Linked DNA regions of Homo sapiens: region 1 is linked to region 2. Evidence: chromatin loops called from intact Hi-C (ENCODE). Cell type or tissue: CD4-positive, alpha-beta T cell. All regions are shown on one strand. Each heading gives the region's core, and the rest is flanking DNA. Links, peaks and the distances in the headings are about the cores only.

Region 1 (8,340 bases), core at 139-8,138, 65 kb before region 2:
CTTTTTCAAATATCTTTTTCAGATATTCTATGCCCACTTATAGGTAGTTTAGTACTGTCTAAATGTTCAGATGTTGAATTGTGTCATCTGTATGCTACGCTGGATTTTAGAGACAGTTCCATGGCCTTGGGGAGTGTATCAGGAGAAAGCAGACTTTTAGCTGTAAATCACGCAATACCCCCCAAAATAGTGGCTTATGCAAAAGACAATAAGTTATCTCGTATAACCCACATCTGGAGGATAGCAGTGCCTGGCATTCACTCAACAGACTTCACTATGTTAGGACCAGCATGTAGGAGTCTCCTGTCCTCTTCTTGGTAGTCTGCAAAGTCAAATCTGACCTTGGAGAATTAATATTCTCTCTTATTCACTCAAAAAATATTGGTTGAACGCTACTATATTTCAGGCACTATGTATGCTAGGCTTTTCTGGGGAGTATAAATATATACACAGGCCTGCTTAGAAAGCCTTATATGACAGCAGAGAAAAACAGACATGGAGACCATAAGAACCATAAAGGAGGTATAGATACCATGTCATGGAGACATAGGAGATAGAATAATCACTGTATTCAGGAAGACTAGAAAAGGTTTCCAGGAAAGAGGCGATAATTGAGCTCGGTTCACAAGTATGAGAAGGATTGGGACATGGTGGCAGGAGATGGAGTACGCAGGCTGCTCCCAGCTGAATAAATTATGTGAGACAATGAACGTCACTAGAAAAGCATTAAGGACTTTGGGGGAAACAACTGCTGAGCCTCACACTTGTGCAAGTTGCCTGAAGACGAATAGGCATCCTCAAGACAGGAAGAAAAGGGAAAAGGGGGGCAAAGTCTCCCCTAAAAGTTCCCATCACCCTCCTACTTGTCTCATAGCCAAACACTGTGTCCCAGGGCCACCCCTAGCCAAAAGAGAGGTTTGAGAAAGTGACTCTTCAGTTCTTCCTGTCTCTACAATGAAGATGGACAAGGGAGAAAGGGGTGGGAGTGTGTGAGATTAGCAGCCAAGGATGTCTATCACAGCAAGTCACTTAATCTTTCTGGGTCCCTGATTTCTTCTCTGAAAATGGGAATAATGATGCCTTCCTAGCGGGCCTATTGTGAGGATTAAATGAAACATGAAACACCTATATGTGTCCCAGCATCTAGCATATAATAGGAGCTCAGTATGTTCGCCTTCCCTCCTAGTTTATGTTTCTCAGTCACATCTAGTTTTTGCTCTCAGTGATTATGGACCCAATGTGACATTTACAATTATGACAAGTTAATTGACAGGATAATTAATTTTGCTCTCATTAAATAGGGACTCTTTCTTTCTTTTTTTTTTTAACAAGAGAAAAAAAAGTTTTAATTATGAACGAATACGCATGCACGGGAGTTCACAGAGAAAACAATGTATCTCTAGGAGGTAGCCAGATGATTGAGGCTTATATACCATCTTAGGCTAAACAAAGGAAAAGGAGTTTGGGCCTTCTAGGGAGGGGGGGAGGTGGCAAGTTATGGGAGAGTGACCAAGAAAAGCATGGTCAACAAAGGTTATTTAGTAAGATTCGTTATGCAGGTTTACATCAGTACCTTCCCCATGGATAGAGTTGGTATAGTCCTCCTCTTCCTGGTCCTCCTCTCCTGGAGAAAGAGACAGGTTTACAAATAGAGATGTTCTTTATAAATGTAAATTTCCTTTACAGAAAGAACAATTTTCCCCATTTTTAAAGCTTTTCCTGCATCTGCTGGTTCTCAATGGCCTTTAGCTCAAAATAATCCATATGCTAAAGAGGCATACTTTGGTTGGCATATTCCAGGTCCCTTCAGCAGAATTTGAGTGTCCCCGATGATCCTTCCCATGAAAGCCAAGCTCTGCTTTGTATCTGTGGTGAGTCTTCCTGCCTTCCCCTAGTGATGGGAGATCCTAATGGTGATAGTGTAGGATTCTGGCCCAGGGCATTTTGTAACCCCCAGAGTAAAGAGTTTGCGTTTCCTCAGCAGCAATGAGTCTGTATCTGCCTTAGATGCTGCAAATGTTGCTGCCTCCTCTTCCGGCAGCTTAAGACTTTTGCTTTGGGTAAAGGATCAGGCAGAAAGGTGGGGCTTCCTGCTTCCCCCACTCCTACCTGCCACTCCCACCCCTGCAATGGTATCTAAACATGCCCTGTGGCCCTGCACTACCAAGAAGGCTCTCTCCAACCTCTTATCCCAATCTTTCTGGAAAAGACTCTTTTCTTCCTTACAGTAAGAGAATTGCCAAGGCTTTACTCTCCTTACCCCAGAGATTTTGTGTTGCAGGGCTAAATTCTGCATTGCCTGGTATCCAAAAATCAATGTCCAACCACCACCTTACCACATCTTCACTATTCTTTGATATTTATGCATAGGAAACTTAGCTCATTCAGGAGAATTATGCCAGATACTCTGAGAGGTAAACGGATAGAAGAATGGGATTAGAGTTGAAGATGTGGGCATATCAGAAGGAGATATACAATATTGATGGTTTCTGACGAGGTTGGCTGACCAATGCAAGAGGATTGCTTGAGGCCAGGAGTTTGAGACCACCCAGGAACAGAGGACAACGTAGTGTGATACCATCTCTAAAAAAAAATTTTTTTTTTTTATTAGCCAGGGTATAGTGGTGTGAGCCTGTAGTCCCAGCTATTCAGGAGGCTGAGGTGGGAAGATCGCTTGAGCCCAGGAGTCTTAAAAAAAAATGTTGACAGTTCCCTCTCAGGATCAGGAAGGGAGTGAAGCCTTTGCTAATCTCTGCAGTACAGCTTAGCAAGACATCTTACCTTGTCAAAGCCCATCTTCGAGCTTGGCCTAAAAGAAGTCAAGGTATTTGCCTTTAAAGAACCAAGTGGGCCAAGATAAATAAAATATCTATAGTAATTACTATAAACTCAAGCGGCCACAGGGCTTTCTTTAAATGCTCTGGACAATGAGTGGAGCTAGGGTCTTCATAGATCCTGGGGCCGAGGTAAAGAAAATAGAAATAGAAATTTCCACCCACCTTACAGAATGGGAACTTAGGTTAAATTTGATGTAAATAAATAAAAGAAACATGATATGCCTTACACCTTGTACTGAAGAATAAAATTAATGCCTCTTCAATTTATATGATACAATAGGAATGATAGGAGGCTCCTTCAGCACCTAGGACAGCCAAATACGAAGGTCATCCATCTGTGAAAGGAAAAATTCCCAACAAGACCTTCAGCACACACCAAATAGATTTAATTTATAGTTGACATTGGTTCACAGAACAGTCAAGGTCATTGGCACCTTAATTACAACACACTTGGCCCACACTCCTTACCCAGCAGGTAATAGCACTAACATGCATGATGAAACTCCTGTCCATCATCCAAATTCAAGATGATAAGTTTTGATTCGGTTACTGAGACTATTATCGTCTGTTTTATCTTGATGAAATAGTGACTACAAACACAGCTCCAGGCTAATTTGGAACAATGTCAACACCTAAAAAATTATCTCCTTGGAAGAAACGTGGGTAAATTAGAATAAACCTTTTATGCATTAGTAAGTATTAATGTACTTAAGGTGATTCTTGCTGGTGTGTGATTCCAAGATTTAAGCAGGAATATTTACATTCTTTAACACTCTTACTTTGCTCCATTGAAAGACTTTCCCTCAAGCTCCCACTCCTGTGTCCCCTGAGACTACTGTAAGTTTCTAGAGCTGATGAAACCACCTGTAGGGTAGAAAGACCAGAATAGGGCGTGTGGTTTAGCAAGTCTTTTCTAGAGTTATTCTTGGCCCTGAGCACCACTAGCATGGTGGGTGTTTCTGGCTGAATCTGTCTGGTTGTCCTCATGCTGCACACTCTGACGGGTGACCTGAGGCCATGAGTCAGCATTGTGGTAACATTCCTTCTCATTACACCAGCCATTCTGCTTGAGTAGTCCTCAGAAAAGGGAACCATTTTTTAGGTAGGAAAACAAGCTTCTCGTTGTGGTCTATAACCTCTTCTCTCCTCTGGGTTCAGGGCGGGAGAGTTACAATGCCCAGAGAAGGGCATGCCTCTTCCAGCCCCCTAATACATATAACCACATTTGATTCTCATCATAACCCTGCAATGTTGTTCCCAGCAAGATGGTCTGTCACAGAATCCTTGTATGTGTATGTCCTTGTAGGTCAAGGCTTCTTAGCTTTCTGCCATTTGACAATTCTCCCTTTGTATGGGGAACGAGTGAACTTGACATGACCTGAATACACAGAATCCCAAGGCTTGGACCATTCCAGTCCCAAGAGATAATTTATATAAAATAAATCAAAGGAGGAGTAGAAAGTATGTGATTGCTTCAGTCTTTGTTTTGTCCTGTGTTGTGATAGTTTTACCAAGCACATGGCTCAGAGGAGGACCAAATGAGAAAGTGAAGCATTTATAACAAGATACCATCACTGTAGATTAACCTGAGTACAAAGGAAGAAGGTGGACACCTTACCCTGGGGGGAAGCAGGAAACAGACCCTATACCTGGAGCTGGCCTGCGGATATCTCCATGTCTGCCTCCCAAGATTGTAGGGTTGACAGATTTACACTGTTTCAACATGTAAAACGAAGAGGTGAAAACTTCACCAGCAGAAGGCTGAGAAACCACTATGAGCAATGCCTGCTCTTAATTCATGTTACCTTAAGTATAAAATAAAAAGGACTTAGTTGAAAAAACTCCTACCAGATTCCTGTTTTATGAAATTCTGAATTTTTTTATGTCTTAATCAAAAAACCTAAATATTTTAGGGCATGGAAAGGAGAATAGATTCACCCTTGAGCACTAGCCTAAATTAGTTATGAATTATTATGTTTATTTTGCAGGTGAGAAAATTGAGGCTCAGAAAGTCTGGAACTTTCTCTTTCCTCACATCCCTTTCGACAGTAGGGCACACGTCAAAACTGGTCATTTGGGAACAGTATGTTTTGGTACAATTCTTCCTTTCTTTCATGGACAAGAGTAATATTAATTTGATCAAAATAAGGCAAATGGACTTTGGCTTTAATAGAATTTTTATATCAAATATTTCCAGATAACAATGAAGTTCTAATCTGCAAAAGCTGCAGGTGTTGTTAGAAGAACCATCCTTCTATGGGTGGGGTGCAGTGGATCACGCCTGTAGTCCCAGCACTTTGGGGGCCAAGGAGTTCAAGACCAACCTGGACAACATGGTGAAACCCCATCTCTACTAAAAATACAAAAATTAGCCAGGCATGGAGGCACATGCCTGTTAATCCCAGCTACTCAGGAGGCTGAGGTATGAAAACTGTTTGAACCTGGGAGGCAGAGATTGCAGTGGGCCGAGATGGTGCCACTGCACTCCAGCCCGGGTGAAAGAGCGAGACTCCATCTCAAAAGAAAGAATCATCGTCCTATGAATTGGAATCTTATAAAAATAGCGCATCAACCAAATTGGGACAGAATTATTATATATATACATACGAAGAGAAAAATGGGAGACTGCCATGTGGGTCAGTGCCCTCAGGAGTCCCCAGCCAGAATCCCTCCCCCAGCACCACATCCAACTCCTAACTGTCCACACCTTGGCCAAACTCTGGGCATATCTGGACACTGGGAACATGTCCCTTCCCTGCCCCCTACAAACCATCGGCCACATTTCCACAATATGGGCATGGTTCTGCCTGTCCCTGGCTGCTGGAGACATCCTGGTGTCAGAGCTCCTGTTGGCAGTGCACAGTGTTGACGGGGAGCCATGAGTGCTGATGTAGCTAACAGTGCTCACCAACTGGTATTGTGCAGGCCTCACCCTGCTAGGTTTGCCCTCTGAGGCACCCTGAGCAAGCCAGCTAACAGCCAAAGGTGCTGTTCCTGGGAGTCTCAGCCACCCAGTTTCTGAATGACCCCAAGGGTTAGAGAGATCCACAGTTTGAAGCACCACCACAATGCATTTGCAACACTGTGGTTGGTAGACTCCAGTGTAGGTATCACGGATAAGCAGAGGTTGTTTTACAATCAGTATTTCTGATTTCTAAAGCCATCTCTTTCCACTAGGCCCCAAAGCTACAGAGGGTGAAGGCTAAGATCAAAGGAGTGGTGTTCTTGGAAAAACCAGAAGCAGAACTCATAGCATCAACACAACTGACCACAAGAGCAACAGTGCAGCAGAAGAATGGCCTCCCACAATGTAAGTTATAAGGTGACAACCTGGAGATAGGTCTCATCCCTCTCATGCCTCAGAGTAGGGAGAAGATATCAAGCAGATTACACTAGGCCCCGCTGACATCTAGGACTTTCCTTTGCAGACTACTTCTATGCTCTCTGGCATCTATAGCTCCATGAACCTTATTCTGCTCATTTCATTTGTTTCTAATTCAGAGGTGGTCACTTTCAATTGCCCAGTCTTTTAAAGGTGGGGAATTTTTGGATGGACTGAGCAAAGCCTTGAAGCAAAAGCAAGGATCTTTCTGGTCCCAAATACAAGTGGGATTTGAAGGTACCTGTTGCTGAGTAACCTCCGCTGTTTCCTCTCTGCTCCCTCTCAAGAACAAATCCTCCACCAAAGTCGGCTTGGATCTCACAATGCTTCATCATGAAGACGTGAGCAATCTTTCAAACTGATCTCCTTCTGCAAAGTTGGGGTGCAAAAGTCTTCCAGCCCAGGAGGTCATTGAAACCTTTAGCCTAACTCTTCCCATATTCTCTTTTCAAGTTTGTTGTTGTAGCTGTTGCTGCTGTTTTGGTGTTATCACTACTGAAATATAGTTCATTTGCCATAAAAGTTTACTCTTTTAAGGTGTACAATTCAGCGATTTTTTTTTTAGTATATTCACTTGTGCAGCCATATCCACTAACTCGAGAACCTCTTCATTACCTGAGAGAAACCCTTTAACCATTAGTAATCACCTCAATTCCCTCCTTTTCCCAGCTGTGGCAACCAATAATCTATATTTTGTCTATGGATTTACCTTGTCTGGACATTTCATGTGAGTGGAATCATACAAAATGTGGCCTTTTATATCTGGCTGTTTTCACTTTTGTTTTCAACGTTCACCCCCATTGTAGCACGTGTCAGTACTTTATGCCTTTGATGGCTAAATAACATTCCACTGTATGAACATACCACATTGTGCTTATCCATCCATCCATGGATGACATTTAGATTGTTTCCACCTTTTAGATAAGATGAAAAATCCTGCTATGAACATTCATTTACAAGTTTTTATGTATTTGTAAAATTTTTCAAAAACATACTCAAAAACTTTTTTTTCAAATAGAAAGCTTTAGCTTTAATAACTATTGCCTCTGGGAATAATTTTGGTCTTATTGCCTGTCTTGTCAAGGCTGAACAATGATCCTTTATTACTCTTTTTTTTTTTTTTTTTTTGAGACGGAGTCTCGCTCTGGCACCCAGGCTGGAGTGCGGTGGTGCAATCTCGGCTCACTGCAAGCTCTGCCTCCCGGGTTCACGCCATTCTCCTGCCTCAGCCTCCCAAGTAGCTGGGACTACAGGCGCCCGCCACCACACCTGGCTAATTTTTTGTATTTTTAGTAGAGACAGGGTTTCACCGTGTTAGCCAGGATGGTCTCGATCTCCTGACCTGGTGATCCACCCGCCTCGGCCTCCCAAAGTGCTGGGATTACAGACTTGAGCCACTGTGCTGGACCGATCCTTTATTATTCTTAAACATCTCTAGAAACTTAGCCTCACCAAGGTAATACGGTACTTGGTTGACTTGAGAAAGGTTTTCTACCGTGGTGTACATAAGAGAAAGTATATCAATATTTCAAAATAGTATCAGCCTATACATCAATAATGGTTGGTCACTCAAAGTGACACTTATTTCCACTGAGGAAACTTGCAATTTTTTAAGAGTCTTGCTCTGTTTGCCCAGGCTGCAATGCAATGGTGTCATCATAGTTCTCTGCAGCCTCGAACTCTTGGGGTTCAAGAGATCCTTCCACATAGGTCTCCCAAGTAGCTGGGACTACAGGCATACGCTGCCATGCCCAGATAATTTTAAACTTTTTTGTAAAGATGGGGTCTTGTTATGTGGTCCAGACCGGTCTCAAACTCCTGCCCTCAAGCAATTTTCCTGCCTTGGTGTCCCAAAGTGCTGGGATTACAGGCATGAGCCTGTGCCTGGCTATTCTTCAACTGGACAAAAGCAACCAACCAGACACTAATTCCCATTCCTTAAATAGGGTTTATTTTTTAAACTTAAAGATTTAAATCTTTTTTAACCTTAAGAAATTAAAAATGTTTAAAATCTTAAAGATTTAAATCTTTTTTACTCTTAAGGAATTAAAAATTTTGGCCGGGTGCAGTGGCTCACGCCTGTAATCCCAACATTTTGGGAGGCCGAGGCAGGTGGATCAC
Region 2 (8,340 bases), core at 22-8,021:
GAAATCTATTTTGTCTGATATAAGTATAGCTCCTACTGCTCTTTTTTTATTTCCATGTGCATGGAATACCTTTTTTTACCCCTTTATTTTCAGTCTGTGTCTTTATAGGTGAAGTGTGTTTCCTGTAGGCAACAGATCACTGGGTCTTGTTTTTTTAATCTGTTCAGTTACTCTGTGATTTGGAAAGTTTAGTCAATTTACACTCAGTGTTATTATTGATAAGTAAGGACTTACTCCTGCCATTTTGTTATTTGTTTTCTGGGGTTTTTTTTGTTTTTTTTTTTTTGTGGTCTTCTCTTCCTTTCTTCGTTCCTTCCTGTCTTCCTTTTAGTGAAGGTGATTTTCTATAGTGATATGATTTAGTTTCCTGCTGTTTATTTTTTGTGTATCCATTGTATATTTTTTGGTTTGAGGTTACCATGAGGCTTGCACATACTACCTTATAACCCATTATTTTAAGCTGATAACAATAATGTTTGCATAAACTACTGCCTGTGTTCACTTAAGGCCTTGGGGCTCTTCAATCAGCAGGTGGCAAAGCCATCCAGGCCTGTGGCCTTCCCTTCTGGGCAGTGAGTTCTCCTAGGCCCTATGTGGGTCCAGAGGTGCCATCTGGGAGCCAGGGACTAGAGCCAAAAACCTTAGAAGTCTAGCTGGTGCTCTAATGTACTGTGGCCAAGCTGGCTTTCAAACCACAGGATTCAGTCCTTCCAACACCCCACTCTTTTCTTTCCAAAGTCAGAGGAGCAGGCCGGGTGCGGTGGCTCATGCCTATAATCCCAGCACTTTGGGAGGCCAAGGCAGGCGGATCACAAGGTCAGGAGATCGAGACCATCCTGGCCAACACGGTGAAACCCCGTCTCTACTGAAAATACAAAAATTAGCCGGGCGTGGTGGTGGGCGCCTGTAGTCCCAGCTACTCGGGAGGCTGAGGCAGGAGAATGGTGTGAACCCGGGAGGCGGAGCTTGCAGTGAGCCGAGATCACACCACTGCACTCTAGCCTGGGCGACAGAGTGAGACTCCGTCTCAAAACAAAACAAAAAGTCAGAGGAACCTCACCCCATGGGCCTCCACCAAGGGCCCACGGGAAGTATTGCTACACTACCACTGATGTTCCGGTAAGGCCCAAGGGCTGTTCAGTCAGCTTGTGGTGAATGCTGCCTGGCCTGGGACTCACATGTCAGGGCAGTGGGCTACCCTCTGGCCTAAGGCAGGTACAGAAATGCCATCCAAGAGCCAAGTTCTGCAAATGGGGCCCCAAGAGCTCGCTTGGTGCTCTAGCCGCCTGTGGCTGAGCTGGTAACTAAGGTGCAAGACAAAGTCCCCTTTACTTTTCCCTGCACTTTTCTTCTGCGGGAGGAGTCTTGCCTTATAGGGAATGTGCTGAGTCTCATCTGAAGCCAGAAAGCCCCGGAGTCTCATCCAAGGCCCACAGTGTACTACCTGGGTGTCCCTGCTGGTTATTCAGGATGCAAGGGCTCTTCAGTTAGCAGGTGATGAATCCTGCCAGGACTGAGTCCTTCCCTTCAAGGTAATGGGTTTCCTTCTGGCCCAGGGCATGTTTAGAAATGTCATCTGGAAGCTAGGGCCTGGGAAGGGGGCCCTCACAACTCTGACTGGTGCCCTACCCTGCTATGGCTGAGCTGGTATTCAAGGTGCAAGATAAAGTCCTTTCTACCCTTCTCTCTCCTCTCCTCAAGTGGAAGGAAGGGGTCTCTTTTGGAGCTGTGAGCTGTGCAGCCTGCAGTTAGGGAAGGGGTGATGCCAGCACTCACTAAGCTGCCCTGCTGGAGTCTCAGTGGGTTGTGTGACCTTTCTGTCCACTGGCTCTGGGGCCAGTTCAACACCAGAACTCATCTAGGAGTTGCAGTCCTTGTGACCCAGACTGCCATTCAACGTTATTTAGGGCCACAGAGCACTTTAGCCCATGGTGGCAAGGCGTGTAGGAACTCAAGCTCCAATGGCTGGGGTTGGTGATTCCCCTCTTGTTGGGGCTGGTTTAAATGCTCCCTACATAAGCAGGTGTCAGCTGAGTTTGGCCTGGTTTTGCTTTCCGCTATAACAAGGCAGCACTGTGTTCTGTGCCTCACAACTGCTGTGTTCTCCCTCTCCCCAGTGCACAGAATTACCCTCTGCACCACACCACTGCTGCTGGCAATGAAGGAGGAGAGGCACTGGCGATCCAAGGCTTTTTTCTACCTCTTCAATGCCTCTTTCAGTGACATGAAGTTAAAACCAGATACTGTGAGTGCTCACTTGATTTTTGATTCTTATACAGGTACTTTTTTGGTGTGTAGATAGTTGTTAACTTGGCATTCTTGTGGGGCAACAATCAGTGACGCCTTCTGTTCCACCATCTTGCTCTACTGCAACTCCTGCCCTATCTATCAATATTGTGCATCAGGATCCTATAAATGTACTTCCTTACAGAGTGGTTCTTCATGTTGGGGCTCAGAAAACAATACCCCAAATATGGCACTTTCACATGCTGAACTAAAGAAGCAGCCTCAAGGTCTCTCTGACCTTCCCTTGCCTTCCTTTCTCACTAATCTTCTTTCCCAAAGCACCAGGAGGGACTCTCTGGAATTTCCCTATCTGACTAAGAAAACTTCTTTCCAAAATAAATGTAATCATCTTAAAACTCCTCTCTCTAGGAATTTCATCAAGTAACCAGGAATGATTAACCAGCAAAGAAGAGAAGAGACTGGGAGTTATCTCCACACTCAAATAAACTTTCCTCTATTCTTCTGAGGGTAGGTCCAAGAGATTATCTGGGTGGTTTTATCTGCATAAAAGACCTTTGCTCACAGTGAAGTTCTGTCCCTCACCTGCCTACCACCTCCCCCAGTGCTCAGAGGAACTTCATTCAAGGCCATGATTCTTTGGGTTCATTCATTTCCTCTGAAAATCAGTTACTCCTACAATCTCCCCTTCCCTGATGAAGAAGAGTTGGGTTGCTGGGTAATCATTCTCCTGTGATTATCCTGTGCTATGCTTAAATAAATGGCTTTTTTTCTCCCATTAATCTGTCTGTTGTTGGTTCATTTTCAGCACCTTCAGAGGGCAGCTTTCTTTCAGCCCCTACACTCAGTTCAGCCTACTAATTTCAGTTTATCAAGTGACTTTTTGACTCTCACCCTTTGGACTAGGGGGTTTAGCATACACAGCATTCATAGTTATGGTAAAAAGGTATTTCCATTCAGGGCCTAATACAAGATCCTATCTTGCACTTAAGATTTAATAATGAATTACACTGTTGAAATATCTCAAGAAGCTTGAAGGCTATGAAAGATTCCATCTCTAAGGTTCACAGAGTTATCACAACTTTAATGGTAATAATATATTTGTATCATACTTCATAATTATATTCTCATCTATTTTTACAGTAATTTCTTATAGGGTAAATGAGACATAGAGATTAAATTTCCTGGTTACATGGCTAGTTAGTGACAGCCAGTACTGCAAATTTCTTTAACAATCTTTCCACCATATTCAACTATACTATATTTTTTGAATTGCAAATGTAGTCTATTCAGTGGTCTCTGAAAATTTTTCTATTTCAATAGATCTAAATAAGAGTTCTGCAAGGTTATTACCTAATGGTAGTCACTTTAGGGGGCATCACATGAAAAGTGGCCTGGTGGTTCTCAAACTTCAGCCTTTATTCCCTTTGTAATTCTTACCACACCTCCTGGTTAGGCTTCTGCAACTCTGATTTTACTGATATTCTAGCACATGGAAGTGGAAAGTGGTGAATCCCATTTGTTTCAGTCTCCTAACATTTTCTGATTCTCTCAGTAGGGCCCCACATTTCCTTAAGCAACTTAACTGCCTTTAGCTATAATTTCAGAATGTAAGTGAAATCCTTAGTTGAGCAATATGAACTAGCCGTATGTGTCCCCCTTTTCCTTTTGAATGGAATTCATTGGCCTCTGCAAATGCCTTTGCCTCTCTTTGAGGATCATATAAACTTAGGCTGACATTTTCCTGAAAATTAAGAATCTCTCTCTAAATAAGTGGGCATCCATAAAGACTGAAAATCCTTAATTGGGCTTGAATTCAGTATTCTAGCATTCACATCTGTGTGAAGAGTGATCAAGTTGAGAGTTCTCACCCCAAGTCTTGATGGTAACATTCAAAGGAAAACCTTAAGAATTCTTTCAGCATAAGCAGTAGTTTTTATTAAGTCGTGGTGTCCACATGTGAGTGCCAACATGAAAAGGTTCTCTTAAGTTCATTTGACAATGTTCTTTGGCCGGAAAGTAGGACATGCCTAGCACTATTAATGTCAATTTATGCTTTTTCTACATTTTCTCTATTTGGTTTTGTTTTTTTTGTTTTTTTTTTTTTTTTTACCTCTGTCACTATGTTCATATGATAACCGGTTAGTCAGTAAATAACATTGCTAAAAGCATATGATCAAATATATAGTTGGACTTCTAACACTAACTCTTCAAAAACTGAGAACCATTTCCCTCATTCCTTCCTGACCCCAATGCCCAGACATTGCCATCAGGCTCAGCAAAAAAAGCAAAGAAAATAGATACTGCATGCGATGGGTTAGGAGAACTTGTGAGCCAATGTGGTCTCCTGGGAACACACAAAAGGGAAAAATTTTTAATAAGTGATTGGTATTTTTACGCTTTTTAAAGAAAGTTCAGTTTTCACTTTTATCAAGGTCTCCAATTACATGGATGGAGGCGGTAACAAGCAGAATAGTTACGTGTGAAACCCCTTCAAAGTAAAAATGTGTTTTGCTTATTTATGGATATCCTGAGAATTTTAATATTTTCTAGAGGGAGGAATACACCTCTAAAAAAAGAATATGAATTCATACAAAGAGTGGGAATAGGCAGTTATATGTGGTGGGAAAAGTGTCAAATATATATTTTTATATTTCAATGTCCTACCATTTAGCATAAGAGGTTTCTGTCCGTTTGTCCAAGATGTTTCCTTAATCCCTACTAAGAGTTAATCCACTTAACCTTGAATAAAAAAGATTTATTCTTTCTCGTTTATGCAGATCAAGTTGAGCATTTCTCTTGAAAATCAACTAATATTTTTAGGATATGTCTCAAAACAAAATTTTTTCCATCTAATTCCTTTTTTGGATCAACCTACCTCTTCTTCCCAGTTAGAATAAAGAATTTCAGTCTCATGTAGACATCCCCCATCATAAAAGCAGAAAATAGTCTGTAGAAATTCGTGAAGATAGGAAAAATGATTAGCAGGATCCAAAGCCTGACTTTCAAAAATTCTAGGATTTCTGTCAGTGAACATTTACTGGGTATGTTCCCAGTGTATGCTTACTAAAAAGTACCACAAAGTGGAGAGAATAGCTTATAAGTTGATTCTTGCCCTAGCAGAATTTTAGATTTGCAAGAAAGCTCACTGACAAAAAACTAATATTCTGTCCTTCTATATATAAAAAAACTAACTTAAAATTTATAAACTCTAAAACATCACAATCTTTATTTCTGAGGACCTGTGTAGATTCATGCTAGAAAGCACTAATAAAAATTTTTTGACCATAATATTTCCACCACTGCTAAAAATTTACAGTACAAATTAAGGATTTATTTTAACCCTTTTAAAAAAGATTAGTCTGGCAGTACAGGGAGGGAAAAAGTAATGATACAAATGTCAACGAAAATTTTGTGATCTGTTGATTTGAGATATGTATTCTAAGACTGGGGTTGTTTTTATGCTTCGTGTAAAATGGTGCTGTTATGAAACAGTAGAGAAGGAAAAGCGAGCTGGCTTATTTCCTTTAATAATGAAGTATTTTCTTCCTAAAACATGGCAGTCCCAAAGATATTGATAGCAAGTCTACAGTATATCATGTATTGATTGTATTATCCCGTTTATGTAAAATTGTATAAGACTATCTCTACATGTATGTAGGCTCAGAGTCAAATAATATCTGGGATTATGTTAATCAAAGTATAAAACAACAGTTTTCTCTGGTGGAAAGGTTTGGGATGATTCTACTTAAAACTTCATATTTTTTCTTGATTGTTTAAGTTGCTCCAAAAAGGACAAATTATTTTTACCAATGTAATCAAAGCATGTATCAGATCCCCCTACATGAAAATATTGCTTCTCCGGCCAGTGTTGTGGTCCTAGACTTAAAGCAAGGCACTCTGAGCTCTACAGACAATGACCAGGGTTCGGCTTCTTGCATACAGCAGCCCACTGCTCACTAAGTTCCCTCGTTAACACTGCCTATTTACAGAAACCTACCAGTTATCACCAGATTCCATGCTCTTATCCTTCCCTGCTGATAACAATCACCAGACTATGATATTCAGTTTTTGACTCAGTGTGTCTGGTGTGGAGCATAGATATTTGCATTTGAATAAGATCATCAGGTGATGGTGAAACATAATCAGGTTTCAAAGCATCTGGACTCAGCATATCCCAGTAAATGTTCTCTGCAATGGAACAGAGCTTTCTGTGCCCTACACATCAGTTTGCTTCATCAAAGTCTTAGCAACCAATGAATAGCTTCAGAATCCTGAAACTACACCTTAATGAAATAGCGAACCAGAATCATGTCAGAATAATCTTTCATAGAAGCCAGGCATGACCATTAAGAAATGGCTCCCTCCCTGGCAGATCTAAGACTATAAGGCTATTTTAAAAGCTAATACAGGTTCTCTCTCTAGCACCATGTTTTAAGACCATGATGTTCTAAGGTCTTACAATATGAGAACATCATGGTCAAGAATCTAGGCTTTGACTTTCACCACACTTATTCAACATAGTACTAGAAGTCCTAGACAGACCAATCAGGCAAGAGAAAGAAATAAAGGCCATCTAAATCGGAAAAGAGGAAGTCAAACTATCTGTCAATGATATAATCTTATACCTCAAAAACCCTAAAGATTCCTCCAAAAGACTCTTAGGTTTGATAAATGAATTCAGAAAGGTCTCAGGTTACAAAATCAACATACATAAATCAGTAGCACTGCTATACACCAATAACAACTAAGCTGAAAATCAAATCAAGAACTCAATTCCATTTACAATAGCTGCAAAACAAAACAAAACAAAGAATCCCTAGGAATATACTTAAGCAAGGAGGTGAAAGATCTCTACAAAGAGAACTACAAAACACTGATGAAAGAAATCACAGATGACACAAAAAATGGAAAAACATTCTATGCTCATGGATTGGAATAATTAATATTGTAAAAATGACCATATAGTCCAAAGCAATCTACAAATTCAATGCAATTCCTATCAAAATATCAAAGTCATTTTTCACAGAATTAGAAAAAAAAAAACCCTAAAATTTATATGGAAACACACAATTCCCTGAATAGCCAAAGCAATCCTAAGCAAAAATAACCAATCTGAAAGCATCACGTTACCTGATTTGAAATTACACTACAAAGCTATAGTAACCCAGAGAGTATGGTACTGGCATAAAAGTAGACACATAGAGCAATGGAACAGAACTGTAAACCCAAAAATAAGGCCAAATCCTACAACCAACTTATCTTTGACAAAGCAGCCAAAAACAAACAAACAAAAAACACTGGGGAAAGAACACCCTGTTCAATAAATGGTGCTGGGAAAATTGGATAGCCACATGCAGAAGAATGAAACTGGATCCCTATCTCTCACCATATGCAGAAATTAACTCAAGATGGATTAAAGACATAAACGTAACACTTAAAGACACAAACATTCCAGAAAGAGCAGGGTGCGGTGGCTCAGCCTGTAATCCCAGCACTCTGGCAGGCCGAGGTGGGAGGACAGCTCGAGCTCAGGAGTTCAAGACCAGTGTGGACGACACAGGGAGGCCCTTGTTTCTACAAAAAAAAAAAAAAATTTTTTTTTTAAATTAGTTGGGTGTCGTGGCACATGCCTGTAGTCCCAGCTACTTGGGTGAGTGGTGGGAGGATTGGTCGAGCCCGGAAGGTTGACGCTGCAAAGAGCCATGATGACCCCACTGCACTCCAGGCTGGGTGATAGAGAGGGACCCTATCTCACAAACAGACAAAAAAGAATTCTAGAAGAAAACCTAGGAAAAACTCTCCTAGATATTGGCCTAGGCAAATAATTTATGACTAAGACCGCCAAAGCAAATGCAACAAAAACAAAAATAAATAAATGGAACTTAATTAAACTAAAAGCCTTCTGCACAGCAACAGAAATAATCAACATAGTAAATAGACAACCGACAGAATGGGAGAAAATATTTGCAAATTATACATCTGACAAAGGACTAATATCCAGAATCTACAAGGAACTCAAAGAAATCAGCAAGGAAAAAAAGCCAAACAATCCCATTTTAAAAGTGGGCAAAAAACATGAACAGACATTTCTCA

Evidence for each region. Hi-C counts contacts between places; a loop is a spot of excess contacts. Peaks named below come from ENCODE experiments on the same cell type or tissue, not always from the same donor. Only the 100,000 strongest peaks of a DNase experiment are listed, where the experiment ranks them.
Region 1: it touches region 2 in a loop (4-fold over the local background); 7 of 110 quality-filtered maps call a loop at or near these places.

The regions. Positions count from the first base shown.
Region 1 is chr7:17,686,406-17,694,745 of GRCh38, forward strand. No RefSeq gene overlaps it. Among named protein-coding and RNA genes, the nearest start is that of LINC02889, 130 kb to the left of the region's middle. In CD4-positive, alpha-beta T cell, for the core only: no CTCF peak of the experiment used is centred there; a DNase peak (open chromatin) is centred at 3,856.
Region 2 is chr7:17,751,922-17,760,261 of GRCh38, forward strand. No RefSeq gene overlaps it. Among named protein-coding and RNA genes, the nearest start is that of SNX13, 180 kb to the right of the region's middle. In CD4-positive, alpha-beta T cell, for the core only: no CTCF peak of the experiment used is centred there; no DNase peak of the experiment used is centred there.